Regions from separate parts of the Homo sapiens genome. Here region 2 is linked to region 1. A link is a loop called in an ENCODE intact Hi-C map of the cell type or tissue named here. Cell type or tissue: Caco-2. All regions are shown on one strand. Each heading gives the region's core, and the rest is flanking DNA. Links, peaks and the distances in the headings are about the cores only.

Evidence for each region. A loop is a pair of places that touch in the nucleus more often than their neighbours do. Peaks named below come from ENCODE experiments on the same cell type or tissue, not always from the same donor. Only the 100,000 strongest peaks of a DNase experiment are listed, where the experiment ranks them.
Region 2: it touches region 1 in a loop (11-fold over the local background); 31 of 110 quality-filtered maps call a loop at or near these places.

The regions. Positions count from the first base shown.
Region 1 is chr1:192,797,013-192,809,568 of GRCh38, reverse strand. It overlaps RGS2 (regulator of G protein signaling 2), which reads right to left and starts at 530. Exons shown (of 5, transcript NM_002923.4): 1 at 388-530. The coding sequence starts at 497. It also overlaps the pseudogene LOC100130137. RefSeq lists an enhancer at 294-513 and silencers at 844-1,053, 1,990-2,079. In Caco-2, for the core only: CTCF peaks have their summits at 945 and 3,619 (motif pointing left); DNase peaks (open chromatin) are centred at 698 and 3,538; H3K4me3 peaks cover 1,580 bases.
Region 2 is chr1:193,028,524-193,036,523 of GRCh38, reverse strand. It overlaps UCHL5 (ubiquitin C-terminal hydrolase L5), which reads left to right. Exons shown (of 11, transcript NM_001199261.3): 4 at 6,867-6,992; 5 at 7,075-7,136; 6 at 7,215-7,345. Among named protein-coding and RNA genes, the nearest start is that of UCHL5, 27 kb to the left of the region's middle. In Caco-2, for the core only: a CTCF peak has its summit at 4,941 (motif pointing right); no DNase peak of the experiment used is centred there.

The DNA of each region.
Region 1 (12,556 bases), core at 1-8,000:
AACGAGTATATTCAGAACCAGCAAGAGCATCACCTTCCAGTAGCTGTGTAAGCTGATGAGAACTCATCATGCAACGTATGAATGCTGGGGACGCGCTTCAGCCGCAGGATTCTGATGTCATTTTGAATGCAGGAGGACAAAAAGCCAACCCGCAATTTCTTAGCGCATCAACCACCGCCCTCATATCAACTGTCTCCCTCGGTTCTTAAACTGTACCCGAGCATCACCCAGATTTAACCTTACTTAACAAATTGACCTTTTCGATTTTTTTTCCCTGCATAGGCTCAGGCTAGTTTCCTAACGTCAAAGGCGAGCCCGAAAGTACCGCGTTTGCAGCTTGCAGTGTGGGGCAGGGGGTGGCGGGAGAGGGAAGAAAGCCATACTCACAGGGTCCGTTTCATCTTTTCTCGCTTCTCCTCGCTCTTGTGGCCACTGCCTGCGCTCTTGTCCATGGGTCTGCAGTCGTGTTGAACAGCCAAGAACATAGCACTTTGCATTATCGTTCTCCCGCTGGAGCCCCGGCTGTTTGCGGCTGGGCGTGCGTCGCAGCATTTATGAGGCCTCGGCTTGGGGGCGGGGCCTCGCGGCTCCGGCCCCGCCTCAAGAGGACGCGGATTGGTCGGCTGCAGACTGGCACGGGGATGGGTCAGCGCCCGCCGGCGGCAGTCACGGCTGCTGCCGAAGGGTCTCGAAGCCGGGGCGCTGCTGACGTCTGCGGCCCCGGCTTCTTGCGCACTCGGGCCACATAGCAGCGGCCAGCTGGGGCAGGTGTGGGAGCAGATGGAGAGTCTTCAGTGTGGGCCGCTGCGCACGACCTTTTGCTGAAGCGTGGCGGCCGGGCGGGCTCGAGGGCTTTGCGACGGAGGGAGGGAGCCGAAGTTGGCGGCGGCCCGGCGGGGGCGCCGGCGCTCCCTCACCCACCCTGACGGGCTCCCCAGCCCGAGGCCAGAGCGGCGATTCCCTGGCAGGAGGAGGTCGCCCGCCACGAGGCCGGAGTGCAGTGGCCTGATTTCGAATGAAGAGTGGGATTTTTCTTCCTTTTTTGAGCGCGTTCCCTGACCCCGCGCCTCATTTCTTGTTTGCTGTCCTGCTGTAGGACTCATTCGACACCCCCTGGTCTGTGAACTGAGGCAATGGGGAGACCCTCGCCCGTTTCTCTCTGCCACTTAACTTAAGGAAGGAGTAACCTGAAACGTTGATTGCCCAGGGGCAGGGTGGGATCTGCTCTGCAGCTTGCTGGGGCGTCTTGGAACACTTTGAGAATGAACATTAGGGATTGAACAAGAGAAAGTGACTTTATCAGAAGACAGTGCTTTAATTGGGTTTGCATTTTTGATCACTACTAGGCACGTGGCTGGGTCTGTCTATAGGGTCATTCCTCAGGAGTCCTTGGTCACATCTCCTGCCAAAATAGAAATCACAGATTTCCTTATGGTGGGAGAGAAAGCTGCAGACATAGAGATTTCATAGCTGTAATGCACCAGAATCAGTGAGTTCAAGGAGTCAGGATTTCCTCATGAGTCATTCTTGTTGAGTTAGGATTTACCAGAACATTTAATAACTGGCAAAAAGTAGGGGGGAGAATGAGTTAACAGTTTCCTTGATTAAGTTTTATTTGTTAATTCTTCAAGTATCATCTCTACTCCTGAAGGTTTTAAAACGACTTGATTGGTAAAGACAAATAGATTACCTCAACCACAAAATGAGTTGATTTCGGATAATATTACCAGAACTAGCCAGTGAAATGTTTAAGCGGCTTTGCAACCAAGCTGCAGATATTCTCTCTACTTTGTATTCGACTTCTTAAAAGGAAATTGGAAATAATTAATATATTCTTACGGTGAGCTGCCAGTAGTTGGAGCTCCAAGTTTGACTTGGAGGGCAAAACCTGCAGTTATTATTTAAGACAACAGTTGTGGACTTTATTGTGGAAAGGAAAATCGTGTAGATTTCAGTAATAGATACTTTGAAACATGCTTGTTAACTCTAGGAATGCCATTTTTTCTTAAGCATATGCTCTTCCTCTCCTATGCTTTGCATAATAGTCCTACATCTATTTTCACTTTCTGATGACTCAATACGTATTTATCAGCTGTCTGTAATACGCAGACACTTGCTTTTTCTCACCACTGTAAACCTCAATATATTTTATACTTAGAACCTTAGATGTTAGAATTTACTCATAGACAGTTAAATTCGCTGGCAGGCCAGGAGTTCTGACAAAGAGGCAGCAGAGAGAGAGAGCTGGACTTCTGTCAGGAGACCCAGTTAGAGCCTGGGCTTATCCAGTAAATGCTAAGTAACTGTTGGGACACTAGCTTCACACCTCTTTGAGTCCCAGTTTCTCATCTGTAATAAGAGTAACATGTATTTTCTTGCCAGCCTCATAGGATATTATGTGACTCTTACATGAAAGGTCTTTTCTAAGCTCTAAAGTACTGTACGGAAGTTTATTACTGATTTGCATATGTGTGGCAAAAGGAAATGTTCAAATCATAGCTGTTCAAGATGGAAAAAATCGTACGAGGATTAACTCAGACGTAATTAGGTTATAAATATGTAGGTACTATTAAATATCAAGATGTTTCAATTTGTAGGTACACAAATACACAAGATACACAAATTTGTAGAAGATTAAGCTCATTATAGATATTTAATAAATGCTCACTGGATAATACGTAGGAAAAATAAGGAAACTGATTAACATTTAAACTTTTCAGGCTGGGTATTGTGGTTCATGCTGGAAATCCCAGCACTTTGGGAGGCTGAGGCAGGTGGAAGGCTTGAGCTCAGAAGTTCGAGGTTCAAGCATTCAAGTTACAGTGAGCTATGATTGTGCCATTGCACTCCAACCTGAGTGATAGAGTGAGACCCTGTCTCTTAAAATAATAATAATAATTAATTACACTTTTCAGATATCTCCAAGCCAAGGAAGTTTAATCATCTCAATATATTAATGAAAGTGAATATACATGTACCTGCATAAGCAACTGGTTTAAATATAGATTATTCTTGATGTTTTTGTGTTTAATATAATTCTTTGCTTTTTTCATAAACCCTTCCAGATCAGTGACTGATGTTAGGTGGCAGAAAATTAATTTTTCTCTGAAAATTATGTGGTTGGTTAATAAATCTGGATATAAATCAACTTGTAATTTTTGTATCTATATGTAATTTTAAGAGTTAAGGCAGTACCTGCTATAGAAACCTTTTCCTCAAAAACTTGCCATGTTAATGTCTTTTAAAAGACAGGCCAATATATGTATATTTACATATACATGTAATATATGTGACATGAATATATACATCATATATTTCACGCATATATGTAATATGTATTACATGTATATTTACATATGCATTACATATATTTACGTATATATAGGTAAAACAAAAGCTGGAATCTTTGATGACTTCCCTTTTTGTTGTTGCAACTGGCTTTTAGGTAAACAGAATTGCTCCACATAAAGATGACACATATTTTCCATCCTGTGGTAGAGGAAGAAACAATGCAGTGGGTTGTAAAAGTTGCACAACAAAACCTCAGTTTGAGAGTGGCTGATAACCTAACCATACATTTTCTGTGTTGAACCTACCATGCCCTCTACTGGAGAGATTGATTGAACAGATTAGTGGTGGAGGTTTTCCAGATAATTTATGAACTTTCTATATTTTTTTAAAAGTTTATAGAAGAAGGCAAAGAAAAAATACAAGTTTCTTGCATAATGTATCTGAGATTCTTGTATTATATATCTTGCGTGTCTTAAATTATGAAGAGTAAAAATTTCCCCTGTCATACTTCTCCCTTCTGCTCCCACTCTATGCTAACCATTATTAATAAAAGTTATTAATTCCTATTCCTATTAACTAAAAATATTTATATAAAATAACTCACCTACTTAAGCTTTAGAAATGTGAAAGCCATTGGATGCTGTGGCTCACGCTTGTAATCACAGCAGTTTGGAAGGCCAAGGAAGGAGGCTTGCTTGGGCCCAGGAGTTCAAGACCAGCTTTGGCAGCATAGCTAGACCCCGTCTGTACAAAAATATATTAAAAAAAAATTACCTACGCATGGTGGCATGCACCTGTAGCCCCGTCTACTCAGTCAGTTGAAGTGGGAGGATTGCTTGAGCCCAGGGACTTTGAGGCTACAGTGAGCCATGATGGTGCCACGGCCCTCTAGCCTGGGTGACAGAGGGAGACCCTGCCTCTTAAAAAAAAAAAATAAATTAAAAATAAAGAAATAAATAAATAAAAATAGGAAATTTAGGAACCAAGATACTTGCTTTTAAAAACACAAAAGTATCATTCTATGTATTATTCTGTGCTTTGCTTTTTTCAGTTAGTAAGATATTTTAGTTTCCAAATTTCTAAGAGCTGTAAACCTATCGTTTACCTTATGAAATGTTAAATAGGTGGGTTAGTTAAAAAAAAAAAAGGAAAAAATCAGGAAGTTACATGCTATATGGTGATGAGTAATTGGAAAAAATGAAAACTTTTATTACCCTAGTTGTTGAATATATTTAAAGAAGTATAATGCCTGTCTTTAAAAAATTTTTTTGTCCTATTTAGTTGGTGAAATATTCTTTTAACAGAATGAAAATATGACCTCATGAGATTTTGTACTATACTCCTTAACCCCTGATATGATCTGAGATTTAAAAATTATGATTAATTTTTGAGAATGTAATTTTCATACCCAGAAGCTGAGAGAAAATGAGTGTTTTGGTCAGAAATGAATCACAGGTTAAACCTAATACTTGACATGTATTATAGCTAAGTTAATAATTTTACCAATCCTTGTATTGATAATTCCAGTTAGTGTAATTCCATGGTTCTGTCTTAAATTTGTACCAAGTATATGCCAAGTATATGATATGGAGTATGTGATTCTTCCAATGCAGGCAGGTCCTGCTTAAATTTAATAGCCCCCTCTTTACAAAAACATCTAGATGCCCTTCATAAAGCAACAACAGGAGCATCATGAAGTTTTTTTTTTTTTTCCTAAAAAAATACTAATGTATATTGAAATACCTTGGATAGAATGTTGTAGCTATTAGGTCTGTAAGGTAAAGGACTGTAAGTATGAGGTCTGAGTAAGGGAATTGTTGTGTGTTCCTGCTGCTACACTCTTTTTGTGCATGGAATACCAGGGGAGAATAGGTGATATAAATACTTTCTTATAAAATAGGTTACATAGTTGGCATATTGTCTATGAGTTAAAGCTAGGAATTTCTTTTTTGGTGTTTTTTTTGACTGAGATTTTAATTTCTGTCCCTGGAATTTTGCCAAACCATTGGAGTGTCAAGTGTCCTATTGACTACTTTTTTGAAATTTGGGTATATTAAGTTAACAAAATATAAAATTTTAAATATCTATATGATAATAGTCACAAAGTCTTTTTTAAAAGTCTGAAGAAAGCCATTTTTCATCTAGTAAATAAGGAATCCGTTTACATTAGTATTTCTTTTTCACTATACTGATGACTATTCCTGTGTAGAGAGCATTAATCCATTTTAGACATTGGTTTTCACAGGTTTTTATTCGTGGACTACTTCCTAATAACCTAAAACCTTGTGGATTTCTCTCCCAAACACATTTTTGAAACAAAAATTCCAAAATCTCAACAGAATTAATTAAAAAAAATAATGCTTTTAAGAGATGTCTGTAGGCCTTGACACAATTACTATGTGGCACTAGTCCCCTCAAAAGTTCCCAGTTTCAAAAGACAGAATAATTTTGCAGTTCTTTTCATGAAGTACCCTTAGGAGAGTGGGATGGCTAGAGGGGTTGTCCATAATTGGGATATTTGCTTTTTGTTCCTAGTTTCTGCCCTAATTTACTTAGAACTCAGGCATATTGTTTAGCTTTCTTATGCTTAAGCTACTTATCTTTCAGGCACAAGTAGTTATAGCACTCTTCCTTTGTAGGAATTTAAAAGAAAACAATACTGGAAATGTCCTGGACAGCTTGGTAGATGATAGTACATAGTTCTCAGGACTGGCCTTGAGCTAAACTTTGTAGTATGACTAGTTTCTTCTAGGTGACTCTTTTGTCCATTTTTCTGTCTTGCTCCTATGCAGGACCCTCATTCTTTTTGGGGGATCTGTTTGTTTATGAAGTTTCCTGGTGGTCCTCTCAGGCCCTTCCAAATGCTCCTCTGGGCACATCAGCAATGTAAGGTTACTTTTTAATTTAAAGAGTATTTTTGTAGAGCAGATTACAGCACATTTGAGAGGAAGGTACAGAGGTAGCGCATATGTCTTCTGCTCCCATACATACATAACCTCCCCATTACTAATATCCAACAGCTCATAAACTTATATTGACACATCATTACCACCCAGAGTCCATAGTTGACATTAGGGTTTGTTCTTGGTGTTGTACATTCTGTGGGTTTAGACAAATTTATAATGGCATGTATCCACCATTATAACATCATAGTATTTTCACTCTGCCCTAAAAATTCTCTGTGCTCTGCCCATTCCTCCCTCCCTCCCCAATAACCCTATAACCCCTAGCAACCACCAATTTTCTGTTTTCTGTCTCCATAGTTTTGCCTTTTCCAGAGTGTTATAGTTGGAATCATACAATATGTAGCCTTTTCAGATTGGCTTCTTTCATTTAGTAATATGCATTTATGTTTCCTCCATGTCTTTTCAGGGCTTAATAGCTCATTTCTTTTTAGTGCTGAATAATATTCCATTGTCTGGATGTACCACAGTTTATCCACTCACCTACTGAAGGACATCTTGGTTGCTTCCAAGTTTTGACAAATATGAATAATGCTGGTATAAACATTCATGTGCAGGTTTTTGTGTGGGCACAAGTTTTCAACTCCTTTGGGCAGAGATTAAAGGGCATAATTGCTCAATCATAAGCTAAGAGTATGATTAGTTTCATGAGAAACCACCAACCACTTCCAAAGTGACTGTACCATGTTGCATTCCCACCAGCAACAAATGGGAATTCCTGTTGTTGCATATCCTTTTTGGCATTTGCTGTAGTCAGTGTTCTGGATTTTGGCCATTTTAACAGGTGTGTATTGGTATCTCATTGTTGTTTCATTTTGCATTTCTCTAATGACATATGATGTAGAGTATCTTTTCACATGCTTATTTGCCATATGTATTATCTTGGGTGAGATGTCTGGTATTTTTAGTTGGATTGTTTGTTTTCTTATTGTTGAGTTTTAAGAATTCTTTGTATATTTTGGATTACAGGTTTTTTAGAATCAGATACCCCCTTTGCAAGTATCTTCTCCCAATCTGTGGCTTTTCTTTCCACTACACTGATGTTGTCTTTTGCAGAACAGAGATTTTTTAAAAAAAATTTTAATGAAGTCCAGTTTATCAATTCTTTCTTTCATGGACTGGATCTTGATGTGATATTCATTTTCATATCCAAGGTCATCTAGATTTTCTCCTTGGCGATTCTCTTCTAGGAATTTATAGTTTTGCATTTTACATTTAGGCTGGTGATCCATTTTGAGTTATTTTTCTGAATGAAGTTACTTTCCCAAATATTTATGTTCTTCCTCAAAAATGTTTTGGAAATGTACAGCTCTTTACGTGTTAATCTTTTAATCTTTTTTAGTAGGCTTCTTCACTATCTTTACAGAGTGAATTATCTCCACGTTAGATATTTGGTGAAAACATTTCTTTTCTCAGTGCACTGTAGGAAGGACTTAAAGTTGCCACTGGAGCTTTTGTCTCTCCCTCTCTGACTGCATTTCCCCCCATTTCTGATTGTAGTGAAGATTTCTTACTTGGAGACTTATAATTTTTCAGTGCGTCAACTATTTTATCTCCTTCAGTTAATTTACAGTGAACATCTGGTTAAGAGTTTCTAAAATAAATTTGAAAACAAGCCCAGCTGAAGCCAGGATAGCCACTTGGCCTAGCCCAGCCTAGATGAGCTGTATTTAACTACACAACATTAGTCATATTTTTTCAGAATTCTTTTGGATTTATTTTTACAAGTACCCATACTCTGATGCATCCATTATATCTAATTTCAGGATTCCACTGTTCGTGTTTTCTTCTTCATCAACAGCAGGCTGATCTGTCATCTTTAGCAAATGGTGGATCTGACTTTATCATTTAAAACTTATTCCATATGCACTACTTTTTTTAAACTTTATTTTCCTGATTACTAAGTTTGCTCATCTTTCTATCCACTCTTTAGCTTCTTTTTTTCCCACTGTTTAATACAAAACATCTTATTTTAAAAACAAATGATCAATATTTTATTTATTGCATTTTCTTAAGAAAATCCAGAAAAGGGATCACTTCATATTTCCATAATAGTACAACATTGCATATTAAAAAAACTGTTTTGAACACAGCTGAACTTTCAGATAAATTGACTTTCACTTGGTTTGCAGGATTCAACATTTCTCAGATGTTAATACAGATAGAAAGTGGCAGATAGAACTTTTCAAATTGCTTATGTTTGTTCCAGCTGGTTGCACTGATGAACTCACAGGCTGTATTCATCACTGCTTGCATCTGTGTTCTTCAGAGCCAATAAGTGTTTTTCCACCCCAGACCATCATCATAACACACCATCCAGATGATTAAATATAGAACATGCCTATACAAAATATCATACTGATCTGATGTTGATACTTGTATTATATTTGGAAACTCCCATTATAAATTTTTCCTCCAGAGGAACAAGAGGCAACTTTTCATCTTGCTGGGCAACATCTATATAATTTATCAGGTCTAGTGGCCCTTTAAGACATCTTCTCTCAGAGAGTTTCAGTGTCTTAATGGCACCAACATATTTTATTTGAAATTCTGCACACGTATTTGAATTATTGTTGCTTTATTCTGAGCTCTTGGTGGAATCTGTATTGAGGCTGGCCGCAGGGCTGGACTATGAAAGGCCCCCAAGGCTAGAATCTACAGACTTGCTCTTAGTACTGATTTCACCACTTTGGGAACTGCTACTACGGTGTCTGTTTTTTTTTTTTTTTCCTTTCCAAAACATTTTTCACCATAGCTTCATCTAGAGAATATCACCATAGAATCAAATATTATTTTATTATCTTCAAAGGTTCTAAAGACAGGTCTGCACAGATAGCTTCCTTTCATTCTAACGCAGTCAGTTCTTTTTATGGAAACAATGTACATCAACGCCAAGCATAGGCAGAGGGCCGCCTATGCTGCTGTTAGAGTCAGAGCACTCCAAACCTCCTTAGTTTCTTGTGAAGACAGTTTTATACTTCTCATAATATAGGAATTTTCATCTGAAGCATCTCCTCAGTGCTGTCTGAAGTTGTTCTTCAGTCTTCTGATATATTTTGAAGGCTGTTTGCTTGTAGCTACTTGAAATTCAATGTGTCTTTAATGCATTGTCTATTATTTTGCTTGATAAATCTTCTGGATATTTCTTGTAATGTCAGGTTCAACTTGTTCTAAATGTTCAGGTCACTCTTTGCTAAGTCCTTTTCTAAAAGAATGTATTCTAAGTCCAAGCAAAGAGTTGGAGATTTTCAGCTCTTTTTTAATGCCTTCCAGTTTTTCCATTTCCGATAGTTTGTTTTTGAGCATGGATTCCATTAAAGTTAATTCAAGGCCTTCATGTTATTTTTGAATAAGGTTAAATGTGTAAAAAATTTGAAAGTATTTTCTCTAGAAGAACAGAAATATCAGTGGCTAGTTCTTTGTCTTTACTTGCATAAGATAGGCCTTTAATTATTAAAAATCTGACCATGACTATAAGTAACACCATCTTCCACAGCAATCCATGGGTATCAGGATCTGGTTGAAAGTCCTCTGGCAGGGCTGCCACTGGTGGGCACAGTGTCCCCTAGAACCACTGCAACACTGAGCATCATGGCTATGAACAGACCCTCTGTGATCCCCTAGGCTGTTGTGAGGCACTTCAGTTTGTCAGGTCTCGTGGACCATCATAGAGCACCAGAGAGTATTCTGCCTGGAACCAAATCAGTGCCTGGTAGATTTCAGTGGAGGTGAGAGAGAAAGAATAAATACAGTAAATTACTGGCTAATTCTTCTCCTTCTATTTTTTTTTTTTTTTTTTTTTTTTAGGGACAGGGTCTTGCTATGTTGCCCAGGCTGGAGTGCAATGGCTATTCCCAAGTACCATCATAGCATACTACAACCTCAAACTGGGCTCAAACAATCCTCCCACCTCAGCTTCCTGAGTAACTAGGAGGAGGTTTGCACCCCTGCACCTGGCTTCTCTTTCTCTTAAATAAACTTTTCTTTTTGTGGCCCTGGATCATTTTAGCCACAGAGCACCAAAAACTTCTTATTCTCAGAGCCTCTTCATGTCTGGCTGGCCTTGACTATTCACAGAGAGGGCAGAACACAAGTGGGGAAAAGATTATGGAGGACCCTACAAAGGATTTCAACTTACTTCACCAATTATGCCTTTAAAAACAAAGGAAGAAATGGCCGGGAGCAGTGGCTCATGCCTGTAATCCCAGCACTTTGGGAGGACAAGGCAGGCGGATCATCTGAGGTCAAGAGTTCAAGACCAGCCTGGCCAACATGGTCAAACCCCATCTCTACTAAAAATAAAAAATTAGCCGGGTATAGTGGCATGCACCTGTAGACCCAGTTACTTGGGAGGCTGAGGCAGGAGAATTGTTTGAACGTGGGAGGCAGAGGTTGCAGTGAGCCAAGATCGCACCACTGCATTCCAGCCTGGGCAATAGAGTGAGACTCTGTCTCAAAAAACAAACAAACAAACAAACAAAAAAAAAAGGAAGAAATAAGTTGGAATTTTAAAAAGTTTTCACACCTCCAGACTGTACTGTCCAATTATGAGCCAGGAAAACTCAATTTTTTCAAACTCTTTTTGCATGTGGTGAAATGTTTGATGATGCAGAAGCCCTTCAAGATATTTCTTTTCAGAATGATCATCTTTGAGGGTATTAGATGCTGATGCAGCTTTCCTCACAGGGGCTGATCCCTAGGAAGTGGGGGACCCAGGCTTTGTTCAGCTGAATTTAACAACTCAGTCTTGGCCAGGCTTGGTAACTCACACCTGTAATCCCAGTACTTTGGAAGGCCAAGGTGGGAGGCTTGCTTGAGCCCAGGAGTTCTAGATCAGGCTGGGCAACATAGCGAGACACTGTCTCTACAAAGAAACAAACAAACAAATGAAAATTAGCTGGGCACAGTGATGTTTTCCCATTGTACTAGCTATTCTGAGGCTGAGATGGAAGGATCGCTTGAGCCCAGGGGTTTGAGACCTCAGTGAACTATGATTGTGTCACTGCACTTTAGCCTGGGCAACAGAGTGAGAACCTTTCTCTAAAAATCACTTTATCAGGCCATTCTTGCATTGCTATAAATAATTACCTGAGACTAGGGTAATTTATAAGAGGTTTAATTGGCTCATGGTTCTGCAGGCCGTACAGGAAGCATAGTACTGCGACTGCTTATGGTGATGTCTTGGGAGCTTTTACTTATAGCAGAAGGCAAAGTGGGAGCTTGCACGTCACGCGGTCAAAACAGGAACAAGAGGGAGAGGGAGGGAGGGGAGGTTCCACACATTTTTAAACGATTGGATCTTCTAAGAACTAAGTCACTATGGTGAGGACAGCACCAAGCCATGAGAGATCTGCCCCCATGATCGAAATACCTTCCACCAGGCCCTACCTCCAACACTGGGGATTATATTTCAATAGGAGATTTGGAGGGCACATCCAAGCTATATCACACACACCATCTCATTGACAACAAATTGGTAGGAATTTTTAAAATTCCATTTATTTCTACCTTCTTCTTCTTTTTTTTTTTTTCTTGGAGACAGCATCTGGCTCTGTCACCCAGGCTGGAGTGCAGTGGCACGTTCATGGCTCACTTCAGCCTCAACTTCCTATGGTCAGGTGATCCTCCCTCCTCAGCCTCCTGAGCAGCTGTGACCATAGGTGTAAGCCTCCACGCCTGGCTAAATTTTTTGAGTTTTAGTAGAGACAAGGTCTTGCTATGTCACCTAGGCTAGTCTTGAACTCCTGAGCTCAAGGGTCCTCCTGCCTCAGTCTCCCAAAGTGCTGGGATTACAGATGTGAGCCACTGTGCCCAGCTCTTCCTTCATTTTAAAAGGTGAAATTGGTGAAGTAAGTTGCAACTCTTTGTGGGGCCCACTGGTTTTGGCAAGGCCAGGCTGGGCTGGGCTGTATGGCTCTGCAGGTCTGGCTGAGCTCCCTCATGTGTGCTGAGGTCAGCTGATATGGGCAAGTGCAGCTCCAGCCTTGGCTCTGGCCCACATATTTCTTACCCTTGTCTTATAACCTGTGTTATAAGCCTGGTCTTTTCTGCCCATGGTAACGGCAGATGCACCAGAGAGTCACTGGGGAGCAGTTATCCAATCTACATTTTCAAAAGTTCACCCTGACTGTGAGATGTCAAAGTCTCATTTGATTGCCTTTTCATGAAGTCATGATCCTCAGGGGGCCTGTAGGTTTTCTGAAAGTAGGATATAGAACAGGAGCTGATATAGTCACCAATTTCTTCTGTTTATATGGCTCACTTCAGCAGCCACTGTCAAGAAAAGCTGGGATACTTGAGCT
Region 2 (8,000 bases), core at 1-8,000, 230 kb before region 1:
AAACACTTGCTTTATATTTATACACTTGGGAACTCAGGTGTTAGGCGTATACATATTTATAATTGTTATATTCTCTTGCTAGATTGACCCCTTTATCATTATGTAGTGACCTTCTCTGTCTGTTTTTATAGTCTTTGCTTTGTAGTCTATTTTATCTGATATAAGGATAGTACTCCTGTTCTTTTTTTTTTTTTTTTTTTTTTTTTGGTTTCCAGTTGCACAGAATATCTTCTTCCACCCTTTCCCTTTTGGTCTATATATCTTTATAGATGCGGTGGGTTATTTGTACCCACCATATTATGGGGTTTTATATCTTTATGAACTCAGAGACTCTATGCCTTTTAATTGAAGAATTGAGCCTATTTACATTCAGTGTTATTATTGATAAGTGAGGACTTATTACTCCCATTTTGTTGCTTGTTTTCTGGTTGTTTTGTAATTGGTCTCTTCCATTCTTACAGTCTTCCTTTGTTGTTAAGAAATTTTCTCAGGTTGTATGTTTTAATTTGTTGTTTTTTATTTTTAGTGAATCTATTACAGGTTTTTGCATTGCGGTTACCATGAAGCTTACAAAACATATACATATGACATGTTATTATAAAGAGGTAACAACTTAGATTATAAAGAAAAGAATAGAAGCAAAGAAAAAAACTCTACACTTTAACTTTTTACCCCTTATATTTTGACTTTGTGTTTTGTCAATATACGTATTTCTTATATTGTCTGTTTCAACAGGTTGCTATTGGTATTGCTGTTTGGGGTAGATTTGTCTTTTGGGCTTTATATCAGAGTTATGAGCAGACTGCATACCATAGTGACAATATTATTCTGGGTTTCTTTGTGTATTTACTTTTACCAGTGGATTTTAGACCTTAAAATGTTTTGGTTTTGCGCATTAGTGTTTTTTTCTGTTCAGATTGAAGAAGTGCCCTTAGCATTTCTCATAAAACAAGTCTCGTTGTGGCCACTTCTCTCAGCTTTTGTATGGGAAAGACTTTACTTCTCATTCATATTTGACGGATAGCTTTGCTGGAGAGAGTATTCTTGGATGGTGTTTTTTTTTTCTTCTTTTAGAATTTGAAAATTTCATCCCACTCCCTCCTGGCCTGTATGGTTTCTGTTGAGAACCCCGTTGCTAGATGAATTGAAGCACCTTTAGATATTGTTTGCTTGTTTTCCCTTACTGCCTTTAGGATCCTCTCTTTGTCTTTAACCTTTGAGAGTTTGATTATTATATGACTTGGAGTAGTTTTCTTTGGGTAGTTTTATTTTTTAGGTTGTTGCCTTTGGCATAAAGACAGGCAGTTCACTTTCATCTATTAATATTATATTTAGCCATCCTGCTAAACTTTTCTATTATCACTAATAATTTGTTTTTTTTTCTTGAGTGGGTGTGTTTTTATCAAAATGACCATATCAGGTATAAATAATGATAGTTTTATTTCCTCCTTTATAATCCTTTTGACTCTAATTTATTTTTCTTGTCTTAGTTCCTAGCTAAGACCCTCCAATAAAACCACTTGCAACTTAAAAGAGAATGCCTCTTACCATTTCTCCATTTAGGATGATGTTTACTCCAGCTTTTTTATTTTTAATGTTCTGTTATTAATTAGTGTGTTTATTATGAAAGTATATTAAATTTTTTCAAATCCTTTTTCTGCCTCTATTGAGATGATCTTCTGTATTTTCTTCCTTTTGCTAGGTTAATGCAGTTAATTATGTTCGGATTTTTCTAATATTAAATCATTCTTCCAAACCTGGGATAAGCCCACTTGGTCAGGGTGTATTCTCTTTTTATGCACTATTGGGTTAAATATAGTAGTATTTTGTTTAGGTTTTTGCATTTAAATTTTTGAATGAAATGTGTCTTAATTTTTCTTCTTCTGTAATGGCTTTGACTCGTTTTAGTATTAAGGTTATTCTGGCTTCATGAAATGAGTTGGAATTTTCTCTTATTTTTAGTGCCTTGAACAATTTGTGTAAAATTAAGGTGATATACTTCTTCAAATTTTTGTAGAATTGACCTGTATATCCATGTAGGCCTGGTATTTTCTTTGCGAGAATATTTTAAAATACTGCTTCATTTCAGTAGTTAAGGGACTATTGTGGCTCTTTATTTTTTCTTGAGTTGGTTCTGGTAAGATGTATTTTTTTAAAAGATTTCTTCATTTCAGCTTAAATTTTCAAAATCATTTCATACGGTTGTTATTAATATTCTTTTATTCTTTTAAATCTTATTTTATTTTTAGTTATATTTCTAATTCCTAGATTTCTCACTTGCATGTTTGTGTGATAGTGGTTTTATGTATTATATTAACCTACCACTCTTTATTATTTCATACTTTTATTAGGGTAGGAACCTGGCTGATCTTATTTCTCCTTTTAGCCGCCTTCAGTCCTTCCTGTAAATTGACTTAAACTGAATCTTTCTGAACCACTGTTTTGATTATTTTATTTCTATATTCAAAATGTCTTACTCTTTGGGTAAACTCCTAATTACTCAAGGCCAGTGACTTAACAAGGTAAAGAATAACCCCACTATGACTATAACCACACTAGTACAAATGACCAATATGCTCATTGTCTCTTGAACAACAAGCACATCAAACATCTTAATTTGTTCTTTTGTTCACACTGTTCTCACTTTTTAAAGTGAATTTCCTTCTCTATTCTCTAGTTCCTACCAAGCTTTCAAACCCCTATTAAAATTTCACATTTGTGAAAAAACTTTCTCTGATACTCCAGTATAAAATGATTTTTTCCTTTACTATTTTGTTTTTCTGGTGTTCATCCCTTTTTTCTGTGTATCTTTCTTTATAGAGTCTTCATGAGCAGGACATTTATACTTTTTTTCAGTATCACTTTCTCTTGGGAAAGCTACTGTTACATTCTCAACCTTTTTCCTTGACTATTAAAAAATTTAAAATTGTATGTATTTATATTGCTATAGCTGTGACTCAATGAAGATTGACAATAATTTTTTTAACTTAATATATATATATATTGTATACTTTAAGATACATGTGCAGAATGTGCAGGTTTGTTACATAGGTATACACGTGCCATGGTCGTTTACTGCACTGATCGACCCATCGTCTCCATTAGGTATTTCTCCTAATGCTATCCCTCCCCTTGCCCGCAACCCCCCGACAAGCCCCGGTGTGTGATGTTCCCCTCCCTGTGCCCATGCGTTCTCATTGTTGAACTCCCGCTTACGAGTGAGAACATGTGGTGTTTGGTTTTCTGTTCCTGTGTTAGTTTGCTGAGAATGATGGTTTCCAGTTTCATCCATGTCCTTGCAAAGGACATGAACTCATCCTTTTTTATGGCCACATAGTATTCCATGGTGTATATGTGCCACATTTCCTTTTTCCAGTCTATCATTGACGAGCATTTGGGTTGGTTCCAAGTCTTTGCTATTGTGAACAATACTGCAATAAACATACATGTGCATGTTTCTTTATAGTAGAATGATTTAAAATCCTTTGGGTATATACCCAGTAATGGGATTGCTGGGTCAAATGGTATTTCTGGTTCTAGATCCTTGAGGAATTGCCACACTGTCTTCCACAATGGTTGAACAAATTTACACTCCCACCAACAATGTAAAAGCTTTCCTGTTTCTCCACATCCTCTCCAGCATCTGTTGTTTCCTGACTTTTTAATGATCGCCATTCTAACTGGCGTGAGATGGTATCTTGTTGTGGTTTTGATTTGCATTTCACTAATGACCAGTGATGATGAGCTTTCTTTCATATGTTTGTTGGCCACATAAATGTCTTCTTTTGAAAAGTGTCTGTTCATATCCTTTGCCCACTTTCTGATGGGGTTGTTTATTTTTTTCTTCTGCATTTGTTTAAGTTCCTTGTATATTCTGTGTATTAGCCTTTGTCAGATGGATAGATTGCAAACATTTTCTTCCATTCTGTAGGTTGCCCGTTCACTCTGATGATAGTTTCTTTTGCTGTGCAGAAGCTCTTCAGTTTAACTGGATCCCATTTGTCAATTTTGGTTTTTGTTGCAATTGCTTTTGGTGTTTTAGTCATGAAGTCTTTGCCCATACCTATGTCCTGAATGGTATTGCCTAGGTTTTCTTCTAGAGTTTTTATAGTTTTAGGTCTTACGTTTAAATTTTTAATCCATCTTGAGTTAATTTTTATATATGGTGTAAGGAAGGGGTCCAGCTTCAGTTTTCTGCATATGGCTAGCCAGTTTTCCCAATACCATTTATTAAATAGGGAATCCTTTCCCCATTGCTTGTTTTTTGATTGACTATAATTTATATAGGCAGTACTTTAAGCTATTTTTATATTATTCCTCTGGACATCTACTCTTCTTTTGTATAAGCTTTGAAAAGAAATTCTCTAGTCTGGGGATTACAAAATCAAATGCCTTCAGTATCAGGTTGTCATCATGAATGTGTGAATTGGATTGTGTGTAAGAAGTAGAGAGTAGAAGTGCCCTGATAAACTAAAGACTATATACCCTGGCGTAGGAATTCAAACCAAACTCTTAAGGTTCTGGGTCAGTCCTACTTGAGACCCTCTGCTCTAGCCTCATTTCTATTATTGAACTCTACTGCTTTATTTTAAATTATCTTAAAAGCCAGAGTTAAAGTAGAACACTTAGGTAAGCTAAAGATTTTTAAAGTTGAGAACTACCTAAATAATTCATACTGCAATAGATTTTTTGTGACGTGAGTTACAGTTCTTTCAAATAGAACTTTGACTATATATAAGATTATTTTTATGTGAGATTTAGGAGGACAAGGACCACATCTTTCTTATTCACTGTTCAGCCTTTATTACAATGTCTGGCACGTAGTAGGTGCTCAGTAAGTATTATTTGAATGAATGAATGAATGGCTGTACACCTTTAAATTTTCTTTTGTTTTTTGTTAATTTTGTACTATGTATAGCATAACCACTTGGTGGCACTAAACTCATTTTAAAACTTGAAGACAATATTCTCATACCCATGTACATTGTAACTTTTCTTCTCACAGACACATACAAAATGAGTTCTAATATATCATGGACAGTGTAAATTATTATTGACATCAAAAAAGAAAGTAACCACAAGAATTTTTTCTACTTCTTAAAATCCTAAAATAATGGATTACAAATTTGAAGTCCTTAGATTATAGAAATGTTTGATAATCTTTTCTGCCGTAGCCTCACTGCCTAGTTTAGCATTGGGTATATATTAAATCTTTAAGGTGTCTTGATTTTGAAAGAATGTGTTAATAAGTATAAATTTTAACTTCTCCTAACTTTACTCCTCCCACTGTGCTATCCTCAGATAATTTCACCTTAGGTAATTTAGACCTAAGATAAGGGAGTACTAAGTGTTACAGTGTTTTAGTCAACCACATTTATAAAGTCCTCTTTAATCATTAAAGTTTGCATCCAAATTTACTAAAGAACTGTGATTCGGATCAAAATACATATTCGTATAAGTCAGCAGCAATGCTAATTGGATTCTGGATCTATCACTACTTTTTCCTAATTCATCAATTTTAAGACAGTTTTGAATACAAAATGCTTAAAGAGAAGAATTGTAGAAGCATGGTGATGTTATAGTTATTGAGAATTAGGAGTACGAGACTATTCTGTAATGGAGAGTGCAGTCTTATTAAGGAATTTCTCAAATATACTTCAGTCAACAGTTCAGGAACTGGTAGATATTCATAAGATCTTAAAAACCTCTACCAACATGAGAAATAGAGAACTATAAGAATTAAAGAAGGAAAATAATTGAATTTTTTTCTTCTGAAATCAGGCAGGATAAAAATAGATAATTTACTAAAATGTAAAATCATAAGCTAATTAGCATTATTGGAAAGACTAATTACAATATAGTAACATAATACTGTAGTAGGACTAAGCTGTAATTTAAAAAATTATTCAGCTCTGTGATTAACCTTGCTGGTGTTCACACTGATCATCTAAGGTTCTTTCCAGCTTCATGATCTCAATACCATAGGTGCTTAGGCAGTGTGGAAGAAACTGCTGTTCATAAAGTGGTTTATAATCTTGTTGGAGAGACCACGTGTATGTACAGAGATAGCCTAGCATGATGGCTATGTACACAAATTCTAGAACAAGATCAGCTGTGTGCCCTTGGGCACTTACCTCTTTGTGCCTCAGCTTCTACAAATTTAAAATGAAGATGATAATAGTAATCCTTCTGCATAAGTTGTTGAGAGGATTAAAAGAAATAATGCATGTAGAGTGCCTAGAAAAGTAACTGGCACATAGTAAATGCTATCTAAATGTTTTTTCCTTTGGCTAGAATGTAAGGTCCAGATAATTTGTTAAATGATTATAGCTAGATGATAGCAATGTAAAGACTGTAGATGATTGAGTGAAAAAAAATATGTGGACATTGTATACCCTGTTTGGGAATTTAAATGAGGGTGGAAACTAATGTGAGTTGGGTTCAGAATTTCTCTACAATCACACAGGTGAATTGAAGCTTATGCTCGGTTATAAAATACTAATTGAATTTGAATAGGTAGAAATGAGTCTAGGAGGAAATGAATAGGAGAGGGGGACAAGCTCTGTTGGCTTAATCAGCTATGTTTTCCATCAGGATGATTGATCTTGTTACCCTAACTGGATTGGTTTTTGGTAATATTATGAGTTCATTGAGTTCATTTGGTTTCCTAGAATTTTCAACTCCAGAAGTGCAGCAAATTTCTGAAAATAGATTAGGATAGAAATTAAACATATTTATTCTGTTTATGCTGAGACTTCATAAAATATAATTTGAAAACTGTTCATGTTTTGGGGCCATTGTCACCAGTTAAAAACCATTTTTTATTTTTTTAAACACATTGATATCTTCACTTTTATATTTTATAGGTAATTAATAATGCTTGTGCTACTCAAGCCATAGTGAGTGTGTTACTGAACTGTACCCACCAGGATGTCCATTTAGGCGAGACATTATCAGAGTTTAAAGAATTTTCACAAAGTTTTGATGCAGCTGTGAGTACAATCTTCTTATTCCTAAAATGTCATATTTGTGAAAGTTTGTATATTAATAGGCTACTTTAAAAAATTATTTTAGATGAAAGGCTTGGCACTGAGCAATTCAGATGTGATTCGACAAGTACACAACAGTTTCGCCAGGTAAAGAGACTTTATGTTAAATAAATACTGTTTCTTTCTTTGCTTCTTTGAGTTTCACTATTTTTTTATTTACTGTAGACAGCAAATGTTTGAATTTGATACGAAGACATCAGCAAAAGAAGAAGATGCTTTTCACTTTGTCAGTTATGTTCCTGTTAATGGGAGACTGTATGAATTAGATGGATTAAGAGAAGGACCGATTGATTTAGGTAATGCAGTTCCTGTTCCTGATATTTCACTTTTGACAGGGGAAAATCTGTTGGGTATTTACCCTCATTCAGTGCTGCTTAAATTTTCAAGGTAAAAGTGACTATGAGGTAACATAATATAATGAAGGCCTTAAGCTCTTCAGTGTGTTATATTAATATATAGGAAGGACATCTTGACTACCATAGTTCAGTTGATGCCTTTGAGTTTTTCCCAAGTAAAATTATTTTTTAACCTATAGGTTACATAATTTATATTTTATTTTCCATTTAACATTTAAAAACTACCCTTAGTGAACGTAAATAGTTACTCTTGTCATTTTTAACCCATTCGTAAGGGATAGCAAGCATTTCTTAACATCCGTATTAAAGTATTTTCATTTGGAATTGGATAATTTATTGTTTTGCAATCAAGAAAATATTTTTCTTAAAATTTCTCTATTTAAATAGTGCGTTAATGTGTTATCCTTTCTGCAAAAACATAGATTGTTCTGATCCTACCCCGTCTCTAATGCTGAGCAAAAAATGATAAACACTTATCAAAGTTGAAGGTACAATCTGTGGCTCTGAAAGATTACTGAAATAATAGGTTCACAAAATAATTTTAACTCCTTATTTTGACTTCATTAAATTTTCTTTTTCTTTTTTTAATAATAGG